Regions from separate parts of the Mus musculus genome. Here regions 1 and 3 are each linked to region 2. The links are chromatin loops, found by intact Hi-C in ENCODE. Cell type or tissue: gastrocnemius. All regions are shown on one strand. Region 1 has its middle 10 kb from the start of Gm35531. Region 2 overlaps Kazn (kazrin, periplakin interacting protein). Region 3 has its middle 120 kb from the start of Mir7021.

Region 1 (8,000 bases), 94 kb after region 2:
TTGCTTTTCTCCTTCCACCCTTTCGTGAGTTCTAGGGCTAGAACTCCAGTCACCAGGTTTGCAAGGCAAGCTCTTGCTCCACCACGCTGTCTCTCCAGCCCCTTCTATTTATCGGCAGGGTCTCATGTAGCTCAGGCTGGCTGAAGATTTCTGATGTCACCAAGGGTGACCTTGAACTTCTGACCCTCCTGCTTCTACCTCCCAAGTGCTGGGATCCCGGGCCTGTTTTTATGTGATGCTGGTTTTGAACCCAAGAAGTCAGTCAGGCAAGGTTCTGCTAATCCCTACAGAATAGGTTTAACTGTGGCCATACTAATTCCAATAGCATACACCGTAGCCACATGCTATGGACTGTGAACCTGCCAAGGGTGTAGGTCTTGACAACTGCTGTTTACTCCCCTTCCAGCAAGACTTCAGAGAATCTGGAGACTTGGGCTGCAGTGTTGGCGCCCGGTCTGGTGGGTGACCAGGGGAACATGGTTGTTTAATTTTACATCTAAGCGAGCAGAACATTGGCTTAGAGAGTGTGTAGAGGGGTCTAGCGGGCCCAATACTTTTTCATGTGTGTTTGTTTTTTAAAATGGTGTCTCATGTAGGCTAGGCTGGCCTAACATTTGTTATCTAGCTGAAGCTAGCCCAAACACCTTATCCTTCTGTTTCCTCCTCTTGGGTGTTGGGATAAGAAGTATAAGCTACTATGTCCAGCTTTTTAATCTCTGTCTTTTTTATTCTTTCTCTTGGAGGTGTGTGTGTGTGTGTGTGTATGTGTGGATGTGTGTGTGGTGTGGTATGTGTGTGTGTGTGTGTGTGTGTGTGTGTGTGTGTGTGTGTGGTGTGAGGTATGTGTGTGTGTGGTGTGTGTGTGTGTGTGTGTGTGTGTGGTGTGTGGTGTGGTGTGTGTGTGTGTGTGTGTGTGGTGTGAGGTGTGTGTGTGTGTGGTGTGTGTGTGTGTGTGTGTGTGTGTGTGTGTGGTGTGTGTGTGTGTGTGTGTGGTGTGAGGTGTGTGTGTGTGTGGTGTGTGTGTGTGTGTGTGTGTGTGTGTGGTGTGAGGTGTGTGTGTGTGTGGTGTGTGTGTGTGTGTGTGTGTATGTGTGTATGTGTGTGTGGTGTGGTGTGGTGTGTGTGTGTGTGTGTGTGTGTGTGTGTGTGGTGTGTGGTGTGTGTGTGTGTGTGTGTGTGTGTGTGTGTGGTGTGGGGTGTGTGTGTGTGTGTGTGTGTGTGTGGTGTGGGGTGTGTCTGTGTGTGGGTGTGGTGTGGTGTGTGTGTGGGTGTGGTGTGGTGTGTGTGTGTGTTGCAATTATTAACAGGAAGTACATTAGTCTCCTCCTGCTGTGTAACAAGTCATCCCAGACATAGTGATACAAAACATGGGTGGTCAGGAGAGGGGAGCAGGCACAGTAGGGCATGTCAGAGGGTGGGGGGTGGGGTGGGCAAGGATGGAGTGTGGTGGGGGCGGAGGGGGGTGTTCAGCAGGCCACTGTGGTTCTAAATCACTTGTAGGTGGCAGCAGTGTGCCTGCTGCGGCTGCTGTCAGCTCAAGGTTCACCTGGAAAGCACCTGTTTCCAGCTCACTCCCACGCAGAGATTTGGTTCCTCCTGGAGGAATCCCAGAAGCCCCTGCTCTCAGGGTTGCAGCCTGTGCCCCATAGAGAGCTCTGAAAAAGAGCAAAAGCCAGTGTGTCCTCACGTTAGCAACGGTACCCATCACCATTTTCCTATCCTATTCATGGGGTGCATCACTAGGTCCCTTGTGCCCTTGGGAAAGACTAAATGTTAGTGTTGATACAGCAAAATGGGGGTCACGGGGGACATTTTGGAAGCTTCCCACCACAGGAAGCAGAGACACCATTTCTGGAAACCAAGAGCAAGTTTCACGTCTCAGGCCATATATTTCAGCTGTGCGGCTTTGGCCTCGCTGACTGATGCTTGTGGTGGCTGCTGGCTGGATTGACCAGAGGCTGCTGGGAGCTGAGGTGACTGTCAATCTCTGAGCTGTGCCTGGCTCAGTGGAACCTCAGCTCCTGCAAGGGAAGGACATTTCTTAGGAGAAGCTAAGTAATGAGCCAGAGCCATCGTTCCTGAGATACAGAGTCCCTCTGCAGCTGCTGTCTCCTAGGGACTCCTGAGGGACTTTGAAGCCCTTTGGCAAGCCCTGGGCTGCCTCTGTGGCTGAGGCCACAGGTGGGGGACAGTGTTGATCCTCTCTCCGTTCCTTGGCGATCCCAGCAGGGCTCTGGGGCACAGGTGCAGCAGGAAGGATTAGATGGGATTTTCTCCCAGCCCTGCTCAGACCTGGTTCTCAGTGGGTGAAGGATTTGACCCAAACTCCCCTTCACCATCTGCCCTGTGAGCTGGAATCTTTTGTGAGTCTGTCACAGACTCACCATGCCCCGTTGACAGTCTCCTCGGGGTCCCAGATGCCCTGGCCATGGTCTTGTTCCTTCAGTGGTCCCCAAAGGGTCTGTCTAGAGGCAGAGGCTGAGGCCCATCCCTGGGCAACAGAGGGCATTAAAGCATTTCCCAGGATGTAGCTGGCCTCTGTGTCCACTGTTCAGTTGTTTTGAGACAGGGTCTCATTACGTTCTTTTTAAAAAATATTTTTATTACCGTGTGTGTGTGTGTGTGTGTGTGTGTGTGTGTGTTGTGCCTGTGGATACATGTGTGAACTTGTGAAGGTCAGAGGGCAGCTCGTAGAAACTATCCAACTCAGGTTGCTCTCAGGTGTGGTGGCAAGCAAGCGACTTCACTTGCTGGTAATCCCCCTGCATCTACTTCCCAAGTACTGGACTCTCAGATAGGAACAACAACAGTCTACTCCGAGTTCCATTCTTTCCAAAGCAGCGCCTCACGCCCAGGCTGGCTTTGAACATGTTGTATTGCCCAGAACGACATTGAAATACTCTTCTTCTGCCTCAGTTTCTCCCCGCTGAGATTTCAGACAGGAACCATCAAGTCCAACTCCCTCAAGTTGATTGTTGTTTTTGCTTTTAGTTTTATGTTTACATTTACTAGACAAGCTCTCCTTTTGTACCTCTCACTGGCTTGGCCCTAGGTAGGCCAGGCTGGCCTTGAACTCACGGAATCCGGTGGGCTCAGCCTCTTAGGTTCTGGAATTAATGGTATGCACTTGTACTAGGATGCTCAGATTTTTTTCCTTTAAATAGGCTCTCAGTAGCCTAGGATGACCCTGAACTCCTGATCCTCCTGACCCTACCTCTCAAAGGGTGAGACCGCAGACATGAGCCACCACACTGGGGCTCCAAGATGGATTCTTTCCACAACGAGAGGATAAATCTCTTCCTAATTGGGGCTTCCTATTATTCTTCTCCTCTAAGTCTTGTTATGTGTGGGTCAGGAGGTTTCCAACAGAAGTTTAAAAGACAGAGGCTTTTCAGAACAAAACCACTAAAGAACAAAAGATCTATGTTACAATAACATTGGCAAATATTTATATAGCACTTAACATTCATTAGACACCACTTTGTATGCTTTTCATACAATAGACCCCCTCTCTCAGGGCTAAGGGTACTGTCACCAGCACAGAGAGTCACTTACCCAAAGCCACACAGCCACTGCCTAATGGAACTGAGACTCAGACCCATGCAGTTTGGCTGCACACTAACAGCCATTGTATGAATTTGGCAATAGGTGTGATAAACTAAATATTTCATCACCCCAGGGACCGTGCTCACTCATCCCTGAAAAGCCACATATATCCCCATGTTCTGGATAAGAAAACAGGGTGAGAGGGATGGTGGATGGATGGGGGTTGCTGAGGGGACCTGCCCTCTACACAAGGGCATGTTTCTTTCCTCAGTGCTAAGGTCAAGCCCAGGGTCTCACAAATTCTAAGTAAGCCCTCTGCTACAGCCTGCAATCTCAAACCTTGCACACTCGTGAGCAAAAAGTCAGCCACTCCTGATGCATGGCTGCCCCCAGTGGTCAAAAGGGGAACTGCACCTCTCCTCTTAAAAGCTCTGTGTCCCGGGGCTCCTGCGGGCCATACCCCAGCTAGTGTTCAAGAAGAGATAATGGTTACCATGGCAGAGGAGAAGGCTTAAAGATCTGCATACAGATGTCTCACACCCTCACAAACAGCCAGGGGTGGTAGTGTAGTCGCAGGAAGACCCCGGGGATTGCTGCCAGCCAGACTTGCAGAACCAGTGAGCTCCAGTTCTGTGACCAAGAATTATCCAGTGGGCATGCACCATGCACCTGCACACACGTGCACCCACATAGACACATACATAAACACAGAGAGTGCACACACATAAAGATACAAGTTACTGTTGATAGAGTATTTCCACTTCTGTGCTCGGTCTTACTGAGTACATAATATGCAAATATTATAAGTTTATTAGTGGATATACATGATCATTTTTGTTAAAGGTGATCAATAATATTACACACACACATCACTTTAGTCCCCATTTAGTCCCCAGCCTAGATCTATAAGTAATATTATAGTCTTTATTTTTATCAATGAGGAATAACAAACTTCAGAGAGGTTAAGCAAGTTCCTTTTAGACACATATCAAGAAAAAAAGTGAAAGCGGGATTCAAACTCAGGAAGCGTGGTCTGTGCACCATGCAGTCTCCCATTCACCATAATTACTCCAGCGGAGGCACAGAGGCATGGAAGGATGTGCCCAGGATCACATAGCTTCTAAACCGAGACCAGTGCTTTAGCTAAGTGCATCTTCAGTCACTCACTGACCCAAAAGCAAGTGCCACTCCATAGCCAGGCCCTGTCCTAGGCCGTGGAGCTGCGTCACTGTGAGACTCTGCCCCCTCCCTCTCCCCAGGATACTCAGTATAGAAAGTCAAAATGCTTAAAGCTTCGCAGGAGCCAACCTATGATCTCAGAGACCTTCCTGAGGTTGGAGGTGAGCCTGCCGTTTTAACAGTGGCCACTGGAGGCAGCAAAGAGTCAAACACAGCCAGTGCCCTGGAGAGGTTTTCTGAGTCCCCAAGGGACTCTTGCAGCTGGTATAGAGGTCTGCATATGTCTCGCTCTGATATGGGAGGCAGTTTCACCTCTGGGGTATGCGTGCATTGTGATGTGATGGTGCGAGGTTGGGGAGGGGAGTTGCGTGAAGGTGTGGGGTGCGGGTGTGTATGGGGGGAGGGTAGTGTAGCACTTCAATGGAGACCCTGTGGTGGAAAACAACACTCTTCTAGAAGCTGGTAGATGAAAGAGAGGAAGAGGAAGTGAGGGGGTCGCATAACATTCTTCTAAGGAAGGCCTCCATGACTGGAAGCCCCCAGCACAGCTTTCCATTTCAAGGGTCCATCTTCTTCCAGAAGCACCATGCTGGGAACCAAGCATCTAGCATAGGGGCTAAGCCAACCATAGCAAGGCAGGCGATGGCACAAGGACCCAGGACAGGTCCCAGCAACACTGGTGGTTCCTGCTGAGTTCTCAGCACTCCTGAGCTCTGCCCAGTTGGCTGGGCTCTGTTCCCGCCCCCCCTGCAACCCCACCCCCTGCCCCGTCTCGCCCTCCCCATGCTCTGCCTCTTTGCCAGTGTCACTGCTGTCACCATGACTTGCAGGAACACAAGAAACAAAAACACACTATGTGGTGTTGGTGCTTAGGAAGTAGAGGCGGGAGGGTCATAAGTTCAAGGTCACTCTGGGCAACGCAGAGGTCTTCGGGTGGATAGGAGGCAATAAGACCTCCAGTCTTCCATCAGCTCTTGCCCTTGACTTAGGAGTCTGCTCGCTGTCCTGGGCTTGTTTCCTAAGACGCATGAGGAGGTTAGAAGACCTATGTATTTGGCATGGATGTTGCATACAGAGGAAAGAGGATTATGGGTGGGACAGCCCATGTCACTGTAGACAGCCAGCCACACAGGCAGTCAGCTTCAGAGCCTGGACAGTAAGAGTCCATTCACCCCTTCAGCCTGCATTGTTTAGAGTCCATGCCTGTCCTTAACCTGACCCTGGTACGTGGGATGGTCCTGGTCCAATGCTGAGATGAGAAATGACCATGGGTGTGAGGGCTGGCAATGAAGCCTAAGTTGGTAAGTGCTTGCCCGGTATGCACCAAGACCTGGGCTCCAGTCCTAGTACCACATGAAAGTGGGCATGGAGCTATAAGCCTGCAATGATGCCCTTGGGAGATGATGGCCGAGCAATTAGAAGTTCAAGGTCATCCTTGGCTACTTAGGGGGTTTGAAGCTAGATTGACTCAAAGATAAGAAATAAAAAGAAGGGATGAAAAGAATGAAAAAGAACAGGTATGGAGAGGAGTTTGGTCATAGATGCTGAATTGCCCCTCTCTCCTAGAGTCAGCTCCCCAGCGGCTCTGAGCATGTTACAACAGAGGAAGAGAGGCCTGCTTCTTCTGTGGGAAAAATCTCCCAGCTCCCTACAAACAGTAATTAGGCACCCCCCCCCCCCCAGGAGTGGTTTGGCTGGTCAGAGACAAAGCAGTGTGGGTAAGAGGAGATTGGAGGTTCAGAGAGGTTCAGACACTTGGCGGGTGGGCACACAGTGAATCCAGGACCCACCGGAGGTTGCTTCTGGAATCCCTGAGTCAGGAGTCCTCAAAGTGTGGCCGTGGGACCTGGGGCACACATCTGAGCCCACACAACTGCTGCTAAGATGAGATACAGCACCTTGGCCACACCTGGGCTTCCTGAATGAGGAGCAGAGGGGGTGGGGTCTAGAAGCCCCCATCTAGACAGCTATGACTCTAATGGGGCTGAGGACCACCTTTTTTTTCCCCCCCTTGGACGAAGACCTCCCTATGCTTTGCCCCTCCCAAGTGGGCAGACCAAGGCAGAAAAGCCAGACAAGGTCACATTCCCAGAGGTTGTGGGCTCAGAGTTATATAACATTCCTTCCTGCACAATGACAGTTTCCTGTATTCAGAGTCCAAGCTGGGGGCCTTCCTCACCGGGAGGCCACCTGCCTGGGCTCTGGGGAGGCCTGCCTGCACACGCCTGAGTCTCTTTCTCTGTAATTAGGGGCTGTGCATGCCTGCCACCCACCCACGGATGCTCGGGCACATCAGCCATGGTTGCTCCCGCTTCTCCAATCCTGAAGGCAGAGCCCAGCCCGCCCCCGTCACCTCTGTACATGAAGATGACACTTTGAAATCTCGGGCTTTGGTAACTGCAGAGGCCCCGGAAAGGGCAGGAAGGAGCCAGGCTTCACATCCATGGGCTGCACAAAGGGCTTTTCCCGAGTGCTGGCCCATCATTCTGCTCTCTGGACAGGGGAAAGGGGTTTAGGTTCTCAGGGCTGGAGACTGACCTGGCCCCTGGTCCCAGTGGGACTAATTAGAATGTGTTCTAAATTCTTTTCCCCTGAATCACCCTCCAACTGTCTTTGAAATGGGTTTCGGGAGGCAGATTTGTTGAACAGATATTCAGGAAGCGCTGACATCCCCCCCACCCCCCCACCCCCCATGAAGTTTCCCAGACAAACAAGCAAGCATGTGTTTAGTTTGGTGCAGTGTGAGCTAAGCTGCATTCTTTTGGTTTAGAGATGTGACCTTTGGGTAGAGATGGTTTCTGCCACACCCAGGAGCCCATGGAGCTGATTCAGGGATTTTTGCAGCTGTAGGGTTTGGTCAGATCCTAGCCCCTGTCACTGGAAGGTAGGAGCCAGCCTTAATGGAACTCTCTGTCCCCAGGGCCTAATGTGAGCATTTATCCTTACTGCTTTTATTATTATTATATTGTTTTTCTGAGGCAGAGTCTCATGTGGTCCAGCCTAGGGTAACCTCTCTGTGTAGCGGAGGATAACCTTGAACTCTAAATCCTCCTGCCTCCACCTCCCAAGTGCCAGGAGGCTGATGTGGACCCCCATGCCTAACACTCATTGTTCTGTGTTCTCTCTGTCGGGGATTCTTGGATCCCTGGACCCCTGATGGGTCCTTTCTGTGGCACCAGCCCTTCCCCCATCTTACCTAAAGACAGTCAGTTCATGTCCTGATGAGACACAAAAGTATTACTCTATGCCATTCACATGGGCCTCTACCCCATCAT
Region 2 (8,000 bases):
AGGCACAGTTGAGTCTCTGGATTCAGCTATGCATGAAGGCCATCTCTAAGTAGGTTCAGTTAGACTAGTCATCATAGTTTGTCCTGTGCTGCCCCAGGCTGCCGTGGTATGAACAAAGAAGCTGCCTTTCCCACTGCATCCAGTGGCCTCCTCCTGTGACTCCCCCTTATTGCTGGCCCAAGCTGGGCAGGACTCACCTTGCCGGTCTGCAGGGTGGGGAGGGTGTGAGTGGTAGAGAGTCTGTTGGCTTTGCCGGATGGCAGCAGTCAGTGGGAGGTCAGCCTGCACCACCCATTCCTGGTTGCCATTGAGCACCGTCTCACCGGGCATGGCGAGGGAATGCCTCTTGGGGACATCCTTGGTCAGAGTGGCTAAGGACTGCTTGGCCTGGAGTAAGAGCAGGAGAAAGGAAGAAGAAAATGTAACCAAGAGGGACCTCTCGGGCAGCTGCCTGGCACCTCTTCTCACCATGGCAAGAAGGCCGAGAATTCTACTTCTGCACCAGTGAGCCACCAGAAAGTGATGCAAGTCTCACCCACGCTCAGTAGGGTCTCACCTTCAGTTCCCACTAAGAGCAAGGTGAGACCACATATGGGGGAACCCAAGTGCGGGCATCACTTCTGGGTTCTGGGTTCTCCAAGGACACGTCAGGACTCTCTCTCTCTCTCTCTCTCTCTCTCTCTCTCTCTCTCTCTCTGTGTGTGTGTGTGTGGTGTGTGCCCATGTATGCACATGCTTGTTTGTGTGACGGTTGTACATCAAGATGACAGTATTGCTCCTCAGGAGCCACCCACCTCGTTTCTTGAAACAGGATCTCTCTCTGAAGCTTGCCAATGAGATTAAAGCTGTTGCGCTAGTAAGTCCCAGGGATCCTGTCTCCACTTTAACACATTGTGGTGGTTTGAAAAGGTATGGCCCCCGTAGACTCATGTGTTTGAATGCCTGGCCATAGGGAGTGGCACTATTAGGAGGTGTGAAGTGTGTCACTGTGTTGGCAGGCTTTGAGGTCTTCTATGCGCAGGCTCTGGCCAGGGTGAAATCAGAGCCTCCTCCTGGCTGCCTGCAGATCAAGGTCTGATAGGCCTGAGGAAGAGGTGTAGGGGGTGTCCTTGGGTAAACCTGGGAGAAGGCAGGTCTCGGCCTGAGTTTGGGAAGAGTGGGGGTCATGGGCAGAGAAGTCAGCCCCAAGGCTGTCAGGAAAGCACCCAAACACCCCATGATGCACAGGGCAGCCCCACCATGATGCACAGTTAGTTATCCGGGCCCCTCTGTTAGCAGCTGAAAGCCTGGGCCGCCATGTAGAAAGCAGAGCACAAAGCATTAGCTCAGAAGAGCCAAGCTGGTGGAACACAAGGCTGGTAGAGCCTGGGCTTCAAGGTACAGGCCTGTTTTAGGGGAGCCGCCACAATTCTGGGTGCTACACGTGGGTCAGCTCGGGGCAGAGAGAGTGCCTCTGTGAAGGGCACAGGTCAGAGACAGCTTAGCTATGAGTTATCTTCTTACTCCCACTGTGGGAAGTGGGATTTTACCAGACAGGTTCTTAAAGTTTGCTGGCTAAGAAAGGGAGCTTGCATTAGACACAGACTCGTGCATACTCAAAGTTAGTCCAGGTAACTCTCCAGGCTCTTTCAGGGCAGGGCAGGAGTGGGAGGAGGAAAGGAAAGGTCCATCATGGCCGCCCTTTCCTGAGCATCCCTCACACATACACAGAAAGCAGAGACCCACCCAGACCAACCCACAAAGCAAGCAACACAAGAAGAGGCCTGGACACGATGCCCTCCCATTCCCACCTGGTTTCTCCCCTGGTTGATGAAGGACCTCACCCCTAGCGGGGTCAGGAGGGGTGGGCCCTCTGTGTGGAGTGGGACGTCCTCTGTGTGGAGTGGGACGTGACTATCTGACAAGTGGGAAATCCCCTTAGGCACCAGACATGGGAGCGTCTCAACTCTGCCCACATAGAACCTGATTTTATTTTTTTTCTGAGACAGGGTTTCTCTGTGTAGCCCTGGCTGTCCTGGAACTCACTCTGTAGACCAGGCTGGCCTGGAACTCAGAAATCCACCCGCCTCTGTCTCCCAAGTGCCGGGATTAAAGGCGTGAGCCATGAAATCTCTGAGAAAGATGGCTCACTGGGGCTGTGTGGACCATCTCCCACCAGCAACAGACACTGTTTCCGACTGTATCTCTCTCACTGTGTATGAGCCAATGCTGGGAGCCCCTCTTGAACCCTGACCTCGCCCTTCTTCTCTTTTCTTGGCCTCTACCCTCCTTTGAGCATCCTGATCCTGGAGCACTGGGCTCTTGGGAATTTCTAAGTTGGGATGATTAGGCTCACATGACCCAAACCCAGCTAAAGCCAGACATGGCCCCTGCTGTAATGGAACCTTTGTGTGACCTTGAGCACATGCCCTGCCCCCAACTTCCTACTGCACTTGTGGGTCCTGACTTCCTTCCAGAATCCCTGTGTGCTTCTGCCAGGCAGATCTGCCCTCGGCTGCCTGCAGTCTCAGCGATTTCCACTCTCAGAGCTGGCTCCTCAGGTCAGCCTGGGCCTCATAGCAGAAAGGTCTGGGGCTGTCCTCAGCACAGCCTGTTTGTGCTGAAGTCTGTCACGTGGTAAAGGGGATGAGGAGGATGTGGAGTCAGAGGGACGCCTGAAGGAGGTGGGGCCATCATGAGTCCCTGTAAGGCATCCTCCCTCTTCCTCTAGGAAGATGTTGCCTGTGACAGAGCTCTAGGCCCCCCAGCAGCAGAGGGTCCGAAGCTGCAGGGAGGAGGAGGGGAGCTTAGTTTCTGGCTAGAGGAAAGCAGGCTGTATACCTGTATATTGGGAGCAGAATCTAGGGGACTTATTTCTTAATATAGGGAACATCAGAGAACAACTAAGATGCTGAGGCCAGGGCTCAAAGCACCAAGATGTATTCCATCTGTCCACAGGGACTGTGGTGAAGTGGGCACCCAGGGTCTTTCCCACCCATCCCTCTCAGGGCTGCAGGAAGTATCCACTTGAGATGTCTTCCTGCCTTGACAGCCTTCACCACTAGGGGTCAGCATTGCACAAGGCAGCTGCCCTGCTCTGGGTGGCTATATGCTGAAGCAGGAGTTTGCAAACCATCAGGTCAGTGCAGCACACAAATGCAGCACTAGCTGTTTCCCTGTTCCCCTTACACCCTCCCCAGAGCCCTACAGGGCATATGCAGGGATGGAGGCGCCAGAGGTCAAGGTCTGTAAGTGCACTGTTAGCTAACGCTGGCACCCTGCTGGAGAACATATCCCATTACTAAAGAGTCACACAAGGGAGGGGGACTAAGAGAGACCGCGTGCGTGCGTGCGTGCGTGCGTGCGTGCGTGCGTGCGTGCGTGCGTGTGTGTGTGTGTGTGACACACACTGGGTCCAGGGGGGCTTTCAAAGGCTTTCTATCTTTGTGTGTTCTGGCTATACCTAACTATGTCATGAGAAACATGAGTGTATATACACAAATAGGTAGATACTGTTATTTGTAACCCCGGACTCTGAGATGTTAACATTCCTAGATATTTTACCAAAATAATATGATTATTTTGGACCACAATATGCCTTCCCATTGCCCCACATTTTCGAAGTCTGTAGGGACATGTGGCCAAGTGAGGCCTCCCAGAAAGCCAGTGCTCCTGGGCTTCAGGAGGTCCCCAACTCAGGAGTGTCACACAGCCCACTGCTCTCCCCTTAGCCTCCTTCTCCCTCAGGGGCTCTGAGTGCTCCAGGCTGCTCCTCCACAGCCAGTGCCCAGTGCGGGCTCACCATGGCGAGCTCCGCCTCCAGCTCCTTCATGCGGTTGTCCTTGAGGTCCAGCTGGGAGCGCAGGGCCGCAGCATGGTCTGTGGCTTCCTTGGCCTGCCGTCGAAGCTCCCACTTCTCTCGCTCCAGCAGGTCCTTCTCCTTGGCCAGTGCTTTGACTGCGTCTTCACTCTCCTGTGGTGGGGATGAGAGGGGGGGATGGGTTGTAAAGTGGTGGTGGTGGTGGGGGGGAAGGGCTCATCTGGGTGGGCAGGGGAATGGGGAATCCCAAACACAAGGCTGAAAGCCCTGGTGTGAGGTGGGAAAGCTATGGGGTGGTCACCTTGGACACCCCCAGAGACCACTTTCTCGATGAGAGAGCATGGCAAATGCTTGCCTCTATTCAGAAAACGGGGGCAGGGTGAAATATATATGATTCTTTTCAAGGACAGAACAACCTCATGTGGAGAAGGCACAGTAGGGTCTGAAAAGGGTTGGAGTGAAGGAGACTCTGTCATTTAATTAATTAATTAATTAACTAATTAATTAATGTATGTATGTATGTATGTATGTATGTATGTATGTATCTATCTATCTATCTATCTATCTATCTATCTATCTATCTGGTTGATTGCTTTGAGGTGTTCTGTTTTGTGTTTTGAATCAGGGTCCCTACAGAGCCCAGGCTCGCCCCCAACTCTTTATGTAGCCAAGGATAATCTTAAACTTCTGGTTCTCTTGCCTGCAATTCCCAAGTGCTGGCCCGGTTTCTGCTGTGGTGCTGGGGACAAAGCCCAGGGCCTCCCACCCGCTAGGCAATCACTCTGCCAACTCCGAATGCCCAGCTCCTGCCCGAGGAACTGTGTCAAAGCTAAACAGGTACAGGAAGACACCTGAAGCGGTGACCGCCTGGGCTACCACAGGAGCCTGCTGCCACCCTACAAGGCGACACTCAGTCTCATGAGGAAGAAACTCCTCCTGCCACCAGCCAAGGCCTCTCTCCGTTTCCTGTACGAACCATGGCTGCCAGGGGTGGTGCCAGCCAGGTGTAGGGCAGACCCTGACCTCTGAACAGGGGTGGTATTGAAACTGCTGTCTTCTCAAGAGGATGGTCCTTGGGGGTACTCAGCCCATCCCACCAAACCACCACATCTAAACCAGATCCAAGGTCTCTACCAGCAAGGCCAGGAGGCCAAGGGGTACCAGCTTTTCTCCGTGAATGTGGCTTCCAGCATGTACAACAGTGTCGAATGTTCTAGAGAGAGTCCTGGCTCTGCAAATACCTGCAGGTCAGCATGGCCTCAGTTTCCCCATCTGTCCTGCATGCATTTTGAGATAGCCTTGTGACCTGGGGCTTTGCCAGCAAGCTCCTCACTCCCTAGGATCCCTCTTTATACCTCCTCTTCCAAGAAGCCTTCCTGGAACACCGGCTTAGGGTGACAGCCTAGCGCTCTCTCCAGCCAGTCCTTGCTCACACCTGACGCTCACCCCACCAACAGAAACGAGAGGCAGACACAGCCAGATAATGCTGTGCTTGCTGAGGCTATGCTGAAGAAACAGACCTGGAGAGGAGCTGGGCAGCCCTGGGAGCTGGCTGGTGACCCTGAGGTAGGAGGAAGACTCACTAAGACCCTTTCAATCCTTGTTATCGCTGAGGTTTCGCCTGTTCTGCTGGTTGCGAGCAGCCTTGGGCTGTACACTAGGTGAAAAAGGTCTGTGGGTATTTCAGTGTCTCCACGACACTGTTCCCAGGCAGAGGCCAACAGGCTCAGCAGTAGCAGTCACCAAGAGTCCTGGGCAGTGCTGCAGGCTCTGCATGCATGACTCTTACTTGAACTTCGCACCCACCCATGAGGTGGAGACTCCAATTATTCCTGTTTTACAGAGAGGTAAACTGAGGCCCAGAGGATAAGCACCCTCAGCCCACTGCTGATCATGGAGGAATCAAAGACAGAACTATGGAATTCCTTCCCCGGGGATCAGAATTTGATAGGGCCTAGGGACAAGTGCCTGAAACTCACAAGGGCAGGATAAGGCTACAAGGCTAGATCATTATGGCCTTGCAGGCCAGGTCAGGGGTCTGAGATGGGCAGTGACGAGAGGCTGCAGGAGACTGGGTGTGGTGGGGTGGTGACGACAGAGTATCTCAGACTCAGTACCAGGATTATCTCGAATCCAGCTTGGAGCTGGCTGCCTGGCCTGCTATGAGGACATCTCCAGCTGGGTTTGTGGACAGTCCCCAGCTGCACTCAGGGGACAGGGCATGTGTCTTTGGCACAGTTTTCTGCGATGTCGGAACTCTGAGAATTTTCTGGACAGGCCAAGTCTTATCTTTGCCAGCAGCTCTGAGTCCCTGCTGTCCCCACCTGCTCCAGCTGAGGCCTGGGGAGGTTCCAGAAAAAGCCAGTGGGCCATGGCAGGTTGAGAGCCTGCAGCCCAGTGACTGGGGAACCAGCGAGGAGTTCTAGTAATGCTACTCACTTCCTTAAAACATAAAATGCAAATGATGTGTTGGTAACCAGACACAAGTCGTGAGAGGCTGGATAAAACCAGGGCTGGGGTTTTGGTTCCTGCACGGTGTCAGTAAATATGTGGGTAGAACGCCTGCCCAGGTCACATAAGGGGCATCCCAAGTTCTTTCTAATTGGTGTTGATCAGCCACCAGCCTCTTGAGCATCTTAGTCTTGCTGTCTGCAAAGTGGGCCTGGGTGACACAAGCCATTCAGACGCTACACCCCTGGCTTGCCTGAATGCATGCATGCCACAGCAACAGTGCGGGGGGGGGGGGGGGGGGACATACAGAGTACGCAGATGACACCTGTACTGCTGCTTAGAGCCATTTGACCTCAGGAAGGAAGAGTTCTGCATGCCAGGGATGTGTCAGAGAGTCACCTGCAGTGAGCACGTGAGGATAGTGTCAATTCCAATCTAGCCTCGGCCAACTGGCCTCTAACTGCAGCTCAGAGGTGGCCTCCTTGACTGGGCCCATCGCACTGTCTGCCACCACTGCTACTGAAGACCCACTGGGCCCTCCTGTCCCCAAAACTGCAGGCTGAACTGTTAGGTTTGAGTCAGGAATACCACTCACAGGCTTACATTCTGCCTGCTTGTGCCCTGGCTGGTGGCACTCTTTGGGGAGCGTGAAGCCTTCAGGAAGTGGGGCCTGGCTGGCAGAAGTAGGTGGAGTACTAGAGGTAAAAGCCTCTGAGGTTTTTAAGGCTGCTGTCGCTCCAGCCATTGCTCTCTGAATCCGTTACATTTTCCTCCAGCCTTTGTGCTCTGCTCCCTGGTTGGTCACGTGAGCACCTCTGCTGCATACTCACACGGCTACTAACTTCCCTCCATGACGGTCTGAAACCATGAGCCCAAATAAACCCTTCTTCCCTCAAATTGTCAGGCACTGTAGACCCAGTGACACACAGGGAAGATGCACATGGAAGAACACTTCTACTTCAGGTCCATGTACACAACTCAATGGCAGCCCTGCCCACATGGCATATGGAGGACAGAGGTCAACTCATAGAAGCCACTTCTTCCCTCCCATCATGCGACTCCCAGGAATTAAACTCAGGTTATCAGGCTTAGCAGCAAGCTTCTTTACTCACTGTGCTATCTCGTTGACCCATTTTTTTTCTGACCTGCACAACAGTGGGCGAAACACCTTCTCAATAGTCGCTCGTGAGCAATGGACTCTAACTGGGGCAGGAGTTCACCCTGCATACTCCATACAGAGTCTCACTGACCAAATCCATCACGTAATTAGAAACTCCTTCTCTTTCGCAGAGCCCAGGGTGGTGAATCTCAACTGTCAACTCAACAGGAAATGGGTCTCTAGGGGGCTCTGTGAGGGAGTTTCTAGATGGGGTTCACTGAGGTGGAAAGGCCCACCCTGAATGTGGGTGGCGCCATCCTATGGGCTAGAGGTCCAAACTGAATAAGGAGACCGTGAGTGAAGCATCCATCTCTCTCTGCTTCCTGACTGCAGATGAGATGTGGCCCACCACCTCCCATCTCTTCCACCACTACGGACTGGACCATATCTTCCAACTCTGATCCAAAACAAACCCCTTCCCCATGAAATTGCTGTAATCAGGTGTTTTATCATGAGAAAAGTAACTAACAGAGAGCCCAAGTCTTGAGGCACCTCCTCCGTGAAGCCCTCGGAGAGCCCTCTCTGTAGACAGACCGCCCTGCTGTCTCTCGATGCTCCTGGCTAACTCTGCCCACTTCCATAATGTGGTTA
Region 3 (8,000 bases), 870 kb after region 2:
CAGGGCCAAGAAGCAGGAGTGAGTGGGTTGGGGAGCAGGGTGAGGGGAGGATATAGGGGACTTTCGGAATAGCATTTGAAATGTAAATAAAGAAAATATCTAATAAAAAAAGATTCTCTTGCATACAGCAAATAATAATACAGCCAGAATAATATATTTGTTCAATAAATAACTGGAGGAAATTGGTGGAGAAGAATGTGTGGGGTGGAAACCAAGTATCCTGCAGTTTGAGATGCCAGCTAGACACCCACACAGTGGGCAGGGGCAAGGGCTCAGTTAGTAAAATGCTTGCCATCAAGGCATGAGCGCCTGCATTTGAATCTCCAAGGCTCACACGAAACATCAGGTGTGGTGGTGTGCGCCTGTACCCCCATCAGGTGTGGTGGTGTGCGCCTGTACCCCAGCCCTGGGGAAGTCAAGACTGAGGATCACTGGAGCTTGCCAGCCAGCTCATCTTGCTGAATTGGTGGGCTCAGTGAGGGTGGGGCTAACATCAGCCTCTGGGCTTCATATACACATGTGCACATGCAGACACATATAACACACCAGAGAGGGAGAGGGAGAGGGAGGGAGGGAGAGGGAAAGGAGAGAGAGAGGGAAAGGAGAGAGAGAGAGAGAGAGGGGGGGGGGGAGAGAGAGAGAAAGGGAGGGGAGAGAGGGGAGAGGGAGGGAGGGAGGGAGGGAGATGAAGAGGGAGATGGAGGGAGGGAAAGGGAAAGGAATAGAGAGAAAGAGAGAGAAAGGGAGGGAGAGAGAGAGACACAGAGACAGAGACACAAAGAGAGAGAGAAGAGATCACCTGTAGGCAGTTTTAGCTTGGCTGCAGCTGTAGATTTGCGAGGCATTAGCAAGCACACGGCGTTTGAATCTGAGGCTGGAGGAAGTCAACTAGGGAGGGAAAAACAGTGGCCTAGCATCTACCAAGGAAGAAGAGAGGTCATCTCAAGGACAAGACAGTCCATCATCTGTGTCGCTGCCACTAAGGAGTCAAGCAAAAGGCTTTGACAACATGAGCATCCCTGGTAGCCTTGCTGTAACCAGCTTGGCAGGCATGAATATTCTAAACAGACCCTTGTGTGCTTCCCTTCGGCTACCAGACCCTTGAGACAGCGCCACCGCCACCGGTGAACAGACACTTCCCCGGAAGTCTCACGCTGGGAGGAGGAGAGAGCCCAGAGACTGTCGCCCGCCAGAGTGGGAATTTGTCTCCAGAAGAGAGACTTACAGCTTGTCAGACCACCTCACAGAGAGACCAGAGGCAGGGCCACATCCACAGGGACTGCTTAGCTATGCCTACCGCTCGCCCTCCCAACCGAAACCTCATTCTAGGCCCCCCTAAGATGGACTAAGGGTTAGGGAGATCACTGGTAAGCTGTGGTCCTCTTCCCAGTGTGGTCATATTAAATCAATCTCTCTCTCTCTCTCTCTCTCTCTCTCTCTCTCTCTCTCTCTCTCTCTCTCTCTCTGAGAATGAATGGCTGAGCCTGGCTTGATGCACTGTCCAGGAATTATGCTCTAACCTAACAAGTGAAGACCAGAAGGGACAAGCCCCAAGAGTGAGAAAGGAGCAGAAGAGAGACCAATGAGAAAACAGAGCCGGTGGCACAAAAAAGCTTCCGGAGGTGAAGGGAAGGCGGGGGGGGGGGGTCCCTAACAATGGAGAACAGTAAAATTAACTGGTGGGGACATGGTTAGAGTTTGAACAGCAGACACCAGAAGGGGTGGAGTTACTGCACATCAGGACCCGCAGTGAAAGTTCCAAAGCTCTGAGTCTCCCAGGGCTTCTTTACAATCCAGCAAACCTGCCCACCCCACCCCACTCTGAGCTTGGGAATGCCAGGGGTCGCTTGCCACGAATGCAAATCATCTCTCCCGATGGTCCTGTTTTCTTTACTATAAACCTGGAAGACATCCCAAGAACTGAGCAGCCATCCCTGGGTTCCCTAAAGGATGACAGCTTTAGCAGCCTTTGTTGAACTGCCTTCAGGATGCAAGCTTCCCAGGGGCAGGAGCCACCACTTAGCTACTTAAACCCAGACTCTCAAACTAACCATTTTCTCCACAAGAAATCACAGCAAGAAATGACCACCTTGGGGATAATAGAGTTGAGGGGGCAAGGAGGAAGCACCAGGAGACCTACAGTTCGACGGGAGGGAGAGGAAGAGGGAGAGGGAGAGGGAGAGGGAGAGGGAGAGGGAGAGGGAGAGGGAGAGGGAGAGGGAGAGGGAGAGGGAGAGGGAGAGGGAGAGGGAGAGGGAGAGGGAGAGGGAGAGGGAGAGGGAGAGGAGGGAGAGGGAGAGGAGGGAGAGGGAAAGGAGGGAGAGGGAGAGGAGGGAGATGAGGGAGAGGGAGAGGGACCTCTGGCCTCCTGGTTTCCATAGTTCCCATTCTGGCCTTTGGGGACCAGTGATGCACAGAGCCCTAAGAAGGATGGACAGGCTCCTTCATTTTCCTACCCCTTGGACATTTCAGGAAGCATGTGCTACAATACAACGTCACAAGCCTATCAGGAGAAAAGCAGCTGCTACCTGGGCAGGTGTGCAGAGCACCACATCTGGGCTTAGCATATAGACTCCTGCCTGACAAAGCCCCCTCTCTGGTCTTAGAAAAACTGGTCCTGAGATCTGAATTCACACCCCAGTCCCTGGCTGGTTTCGAAAGCAGACCTTCACAGACGCCATTCCTATACTCAGGATGGATTTAACAACTCTGGGCTCTACAGGATAACCAGGGAGCAAGTAGGTCACAATCCTGCTTCAGTTTTCCAGGTGGGGAGAGGGAGGCTCAGAAGTGAATTGACTGTGACACTGTGATGTTCCAAGGCCCCTTCATTTGCCTTCAGGCCACACAGTCTCCATGGCTACATTGCTTAATGCTTGTGGTTCCCAAGGGTGGTTCCCTTTATTGTCCCAAGACCCCTCTGGGTTGGAGGAGGATCTTCTGAAGCCTGGAAGTTCCTCAGCATAGTCTTTCCAATTCTGAAGGACCTGGTCCTGGAGCACGGCAGGTGCCATCTTTACCAGATCAACTGTGCCCACGTTCAAGAGTCTATCACCATTAGGCTTGTTGGTGAATGGCAGTCCCTCACAAAAGGAGTGGGTGGGGAGAGTCATTGGAAGTGGAGAGGGGTCCTGCTGGAAGGGCTAGGCACAGAGACTAGGAAAAGCTAACAGGAGGGTGCTCCATCTTGCAGTCTTGACAAGGGAGCTCCCATCCACACTAGCCACAAGCCTTCCTCTGAGGCTACTTTATGGTCATTGACCCTCCTGCCTGTAACCAATGCTTTACCAATGACCCTAATAAATTCATTGACTCCCAGGATGCATTTTGGCAAAGCAACAGTTTGGTTCGTTCTTGGGATCTTATGAGACGGGGTAGGCATTGCTTACAACTCCCCAGGAGAAAATTCTAAAAGAGACTCTTCCTTCCCTGCAGGGTGGCAAGAATGGGCACCTGGTCATGTGGCCACAGCAAGACATCTAAATACACACAGTATAGATCAGGGTGGTTTAAAATAAATTTTGAAAGCAAAGCATCATGGTATATGTCAGTCGTCTCAACTTCTCAGGAGACTTAGGCATGAAGATCTCTCTTGAGCCCAGGAGTGTGACACCAGACTGGATAACATATGGAGAACCTGTCTCTTTGCAATTGAAAGGGAAGACGATAAAGAATAAGGTGGTGGGCCATAAATTCCAGACCAGCACTGACCGTTAAAACTACAATGTAAGCTACATCTGGGACTTTATATTTTCTTGTATTTCTTAAAACACGGAAAGGTGCAATTAACTTTAATAGCCATTATTGATGCCATATAACTGAAACTAATCATGTTAGCACATTACTAATATAAAACAACATTAGTGTCATACTTTTATATTTACTTTTTCATTCCAATTCCTTAAAAACCCAGTATGTGGCTCTAACACCCACAGCAAGCACATCAGATGAGCCACGTGCTAAGTGTCAGATGGCCCGCATGTGGAGACAGGCTGCTGTGGGGAACATCTGAGGTTGGCAGTGGCCCATCCTGGCTACAGATTCTGGTTTCATTGCTGGCCTGTGTTGCCATGGCGAGGCCACACCAGCTTGTATACCACCAGTTTCCACCTCAGTGGTCCATACTCTTAGGCCAGGTCAGTGAACTTGGCTTCCCACACGGTCAGTCCTGCAGTACTCCTCCTGCAGAGCAGGTATGGAAAGCCACTGTTGTTGCTGAGAGCATGGAAGGCAGATAGAATCAGGTCAGGGGAAGCCCAGAGAAGGAGCTGTGAGATCCGCCCCGGTCCCTCACATTCCTGTCTCCTGTTTTTCACTCCTGTCACCTTTCCTTCCTGGTCCCCAGGCATCCTTCAAGAGCAACTCAGGTACCATTAGAGAAAGGGAGCAAGGAGAGAGACGGGGGTCCCTGAGGCAGAAAAAGGCGAGAGACAGGAGTGAAGGAAGAGAGGAACCAGAGAGGAAAGGGGCCAGACCAGAGTGGAAAGGGAGGGAAGAGAAGTGGGGTACAGGGAAAGCTGGCACTGCCTCAGAGGGTTAAGCACAGCTGCACCAAAGGACCCCATTGATAGCAGCAAGGGCAGCACAGATGTGGCTGCTCAGCTAACTCGGGGCGTTCTTTCTACTGTCCTCTACCGCCCCCTCCTGGACTCCAAGCTCAATAACCACGTTAATCAGGAAAGACAGAGTGAGGTTGGAAAAGCTCAGGAATGAAGAGTACTGTGCAGTTCCTAAGACCCCAGACAATGCAGAGTGGACACAGCTAATTTAAAAGACACATGGAAAAGCATGTAATTCCAGTCCTAGAGCTCCAGACAATGTGGTGCTGTGCTTGGCCTGCGGGTGGGGTGACAAAGGCCTAGCTCCTGTTCTAGAGGTTACACGGGGTGCGTCCCACATTGCTAGTCCTCCACTATGCCACTGAGCACCAGAATTATGCAGATCATGGTGCCGGGAGGAAGATGCCTTCAGGGAGCATGGCCAGAGCAATGCACAGTTGCATCTTCATGGTGCAAGATAGTGAGGGCCCCACCGATACCCCTGAAGGAGGCTCAGCATGCCAGTCCTTCTGAAGCAGCAACCATTAAGCTGACCATCATAGTGAAAACCACCCACCTCCAGCTGATGAGCACCAAACATGTTGGGAGCACGGAGATTCATACTTCCCTTCTGTCTAGCTTCAGTCAGCCCCAGAAGAGGGTTCATGTCCCACACTGTCCAGGGGTGACTTTGTGACTTCCTGAGGCCAGAACCACTATCTCTTCTTCAAGATCCTCCTACCTGTGGGTCCCTCTGCTCAGCCCCTCACACACACACACACCCCAGTCTACACTGCTTCACTTTCCACAGATGACGGCTCCATAATCCCACTGAGCTGAAATTATTTTAAGTCAAAAAATGTATTGGCTGTCCACCAAACATTGTCACTTAGCCCTGTCCACCTTCAACATGCTTAGAACTCTGTAGACCACACAGGTGAGCAAGCCCATGGTACATGAAATGTGTGTGTGCTCCAGAGAGTTCCTATATGTGCAGATGTTCATACACATCTGTGCACATTCATATAGGGCCAGAGGTCAGCTTTGGATGTTGTTCTTAAGGGATTATGACATATGTGCGAGGCTTCCAGATCTCCTAGAACTGGGGTTACAGGTAGTTGTGAGCTACCCTGTGGGTGTGAGAATTGAACCCTGCTCTCCTAGAAGACCAGCCAATGCTCTTAATCACCGAACCTTCTCTCTAGCACCTTGTATTATTCTTTTAACATCCCTTTCATTTCTTTCTTCCATAATCTGTATTATTTTTTTCTACCTACTGATTTGGGATTTAACTTGTTCTGCTTTATCTAGGACCTTGAGATAAATTATTAAGTTGTTTATTTAGAATCTGGCTTTTTAGATATTTATTTAATGTATGTGTGTGTGCATATGCACTCATGCAGTCATGTGCCCTCTCATGCACACATGCCATGCTGCACATGCAAAGATCCAAAGACAAGAGTCGGTTGGTTCTCTGCCTCCACCAGAACTCAAGCCATCAAGGCTTGGCTGCAAGTGCCTTTACCCTCTGAGCCATCTTGCTGGCCCAAACATTTATTTTTTAACATAATCACTCATAACTATTTTGGGACTCCCATTGCTGTAAGTTAACCATTCTGATAAGTCCTTTTCACTTTCATTTTATCCCAGGAATTCTTTCAATCCCTCCCTGATTTTTCCAAAGACCCCATTGTTCATTCAATCACATATTGTTTAGTATAGTGTATTAGTAGTTTCTGTTACTACTGATATCCAAATGTGTTTCATTGCAATCTGATAAAATTGAAGTTTTGAAGGTTTGGAGAGTTTGTTTTGGTTGGTTGGTTTTGTTGGGAGGGGTTTATTTGGTTTTGTTTTGTTTTGTTTTGGGGTTTTGGGGAGGTGTTTTTGCCAAGTCTTGCTCCATTCAATGTTCTGTGGCCAGCTGCATGTGTATCCACAGCTATTGGGTAAAATATTCTGTAGATGATTTGTAAATACATTGGATCTATAGTGCAATTTAACTGAAAGAGTTTTGGGCCTGCATTATCTATTTGGGTTGAAATCCCACACTATAATATCCAGACCTATCAGTCCCTTTACTTCTAGCAGCGCTACTTCGTAAGATTGATTTTGTCAATGTTTGTTGCATACACATTTATACTAGTGATATCTTCTGAATGGGTTTCCCTTTATCAACAAGCAGTGGCTTTGACTATCTCTGATTAATTTTGTCTGCAGTTTACATCACCAGGTCTGAGGGTAGCACCTTCTGGTTTTTTATAACTTGCCATCTTGACTACACCCATTCACTCCGTCTGTGTATGTCTTTGCCTGTGAGGTGTGTTCTCTCACAGAGGATGAGCACTTAGGCTTTGTCTGGCTCTTTGCTTTAGGTTTGTTTGCTCAGCCTGCTACACTGTATCATTAAGTTGCTTACTTTGCTTTAGGTTTGTTTACTCAGCCTGCTACACTATATCATTAAGTTGCTTATGGAGAGGGTTCCTGTGGTTCCGTTGGCCATGTTTTTCAGGATTGGTTCAAATACTCTTTATTCTAATCTATTCGAACTTGACCCCTAGTCTACGGTCTTGGATATGATTGAGTATTTCCTAAATCTCACTTATCCATTGATTCTTCCCATAGAACCTATTCTTGCCTATGTTGCCCTGGCTGAGATAACTGATGATCACAAACTGCTTAATTTAGTGCTTGCCTGATGAGGTCTTTATTTCCTTATCAATTTTTAAAGATCACTGGATATAATAATCTCTGTTGGCAATTATTGACTTTCAGGGCTTAAAATATATCACTGCATGAATTTCCAGCTTTTAAGGTTTCTTGGTGTTACTCTGATGAGCTTTCCTTCCATCATTTAACGGTCTTTGTTCTGCAGTCTTGGCATTTTAAGTGAGTGTTGTAGAGTTCTTTTCTGTCTGTGTCTGTCTGGGGTCCTAATGGTTACTGTGCTTGCCTGTCTGTTTCTTCCCTAGGCTTGAGAACTTTTCCGCTATAATTCAATGAATGAATAGGGGTTCTATGCATTCATATTTCATCTCAATTCCTTCTTCTGGCTTCTTGGGTTGTGTTCTGAGTGTATGTGAGCCTCCCACATCAGTCTCCTGAGTAACACAGTAACACACTTGCACACAATTGCATCTGATCTAACCAGAATAGCTTTTAATTTATTTGGTTATAGGTTATTAATTATATAATAGATAGTAGTTTATGTATGGTATATTTTTGCCTTGGGGATCATGCAATCTGAGCAAATGCTCTACTATTGAGTCCTATACTGTTCTGCTATTAAATCACATCCCCAGCCCTTATGTAATAACTTAACATTAATTTAAAGGTTATTGAAGAATGAACAACCCTAATCACTATTTTTTTGAGCATATGTCAAATTGTATCAAGCTCTGTGGTCAATTAGCTAATTCAACTTTCACGTTAGGACGCGAATATTCTTATCCCACTTTACTG

What was found. Hi-C counts contacts between places; a loop is a spot of excess contacts. Peaks named below come from ENCODE experiments on the same cell type or tissue, not always from the same donor. Only the 100,000 strongest peaks of a DNase experiment are listed, where the experiment ranks them.
Region 1: a loop joins it to region 2, with 7 times the contacts of the local background. A loop is called at or near these places in 25 of 42 quality-filtered maps.
Region 3: it touches region 2 in a loop (15-fold over the local background); 21 of 42 quality-filtered maps call a loop at or near these places.

The regions. Positions count from the first base shown.
Region 1 is chr4:142,244,660-142,252,659 of GRCm38, forward strand. No RefSeq gene overlaps it. Among named protein-coding and RNA genes, the nearest start is that of Gm35531, 10 kb to the left of the region's middle. In gastrocnemius, CTCF peaks have their summits at 3,948 and 4,905; DNase peaks (open chromatin) are centred at 2,240, 3,943 and 4,908.
Region 2 is chr4:142,150,649-142,158,648 of GRCm38, forward strand. Kazn (kazrin, periplakin interacting protein) reads right to left here. Exons shown (of 18, transcript NM_144531.3): 7 at 3,782-3,952; 8 at 198-387. Among named protein-coding and RNA genes, the nearest start is that of Gm35581, 28 kb to the left of the region's middle. In gastrocnemius, no CTCF peak of the experiment used is centred here; DNase peaks (open chromatin) are centred at 3,049 and 6,100.
Region 3 is chr4:143,016,828-143,024,827 of GRCm38, forward strand. No RefSeq gene overlaps it. Among named protein-coding and RNA genes, the nearest start is that of Mir7021, 120 kb to the right of the region's middle. In gastrocnemius, a CTCF peak has its summit at 4,637 (motif pointing left); DNase peaks (open chromatin) are centred at 4,038 and 4,612.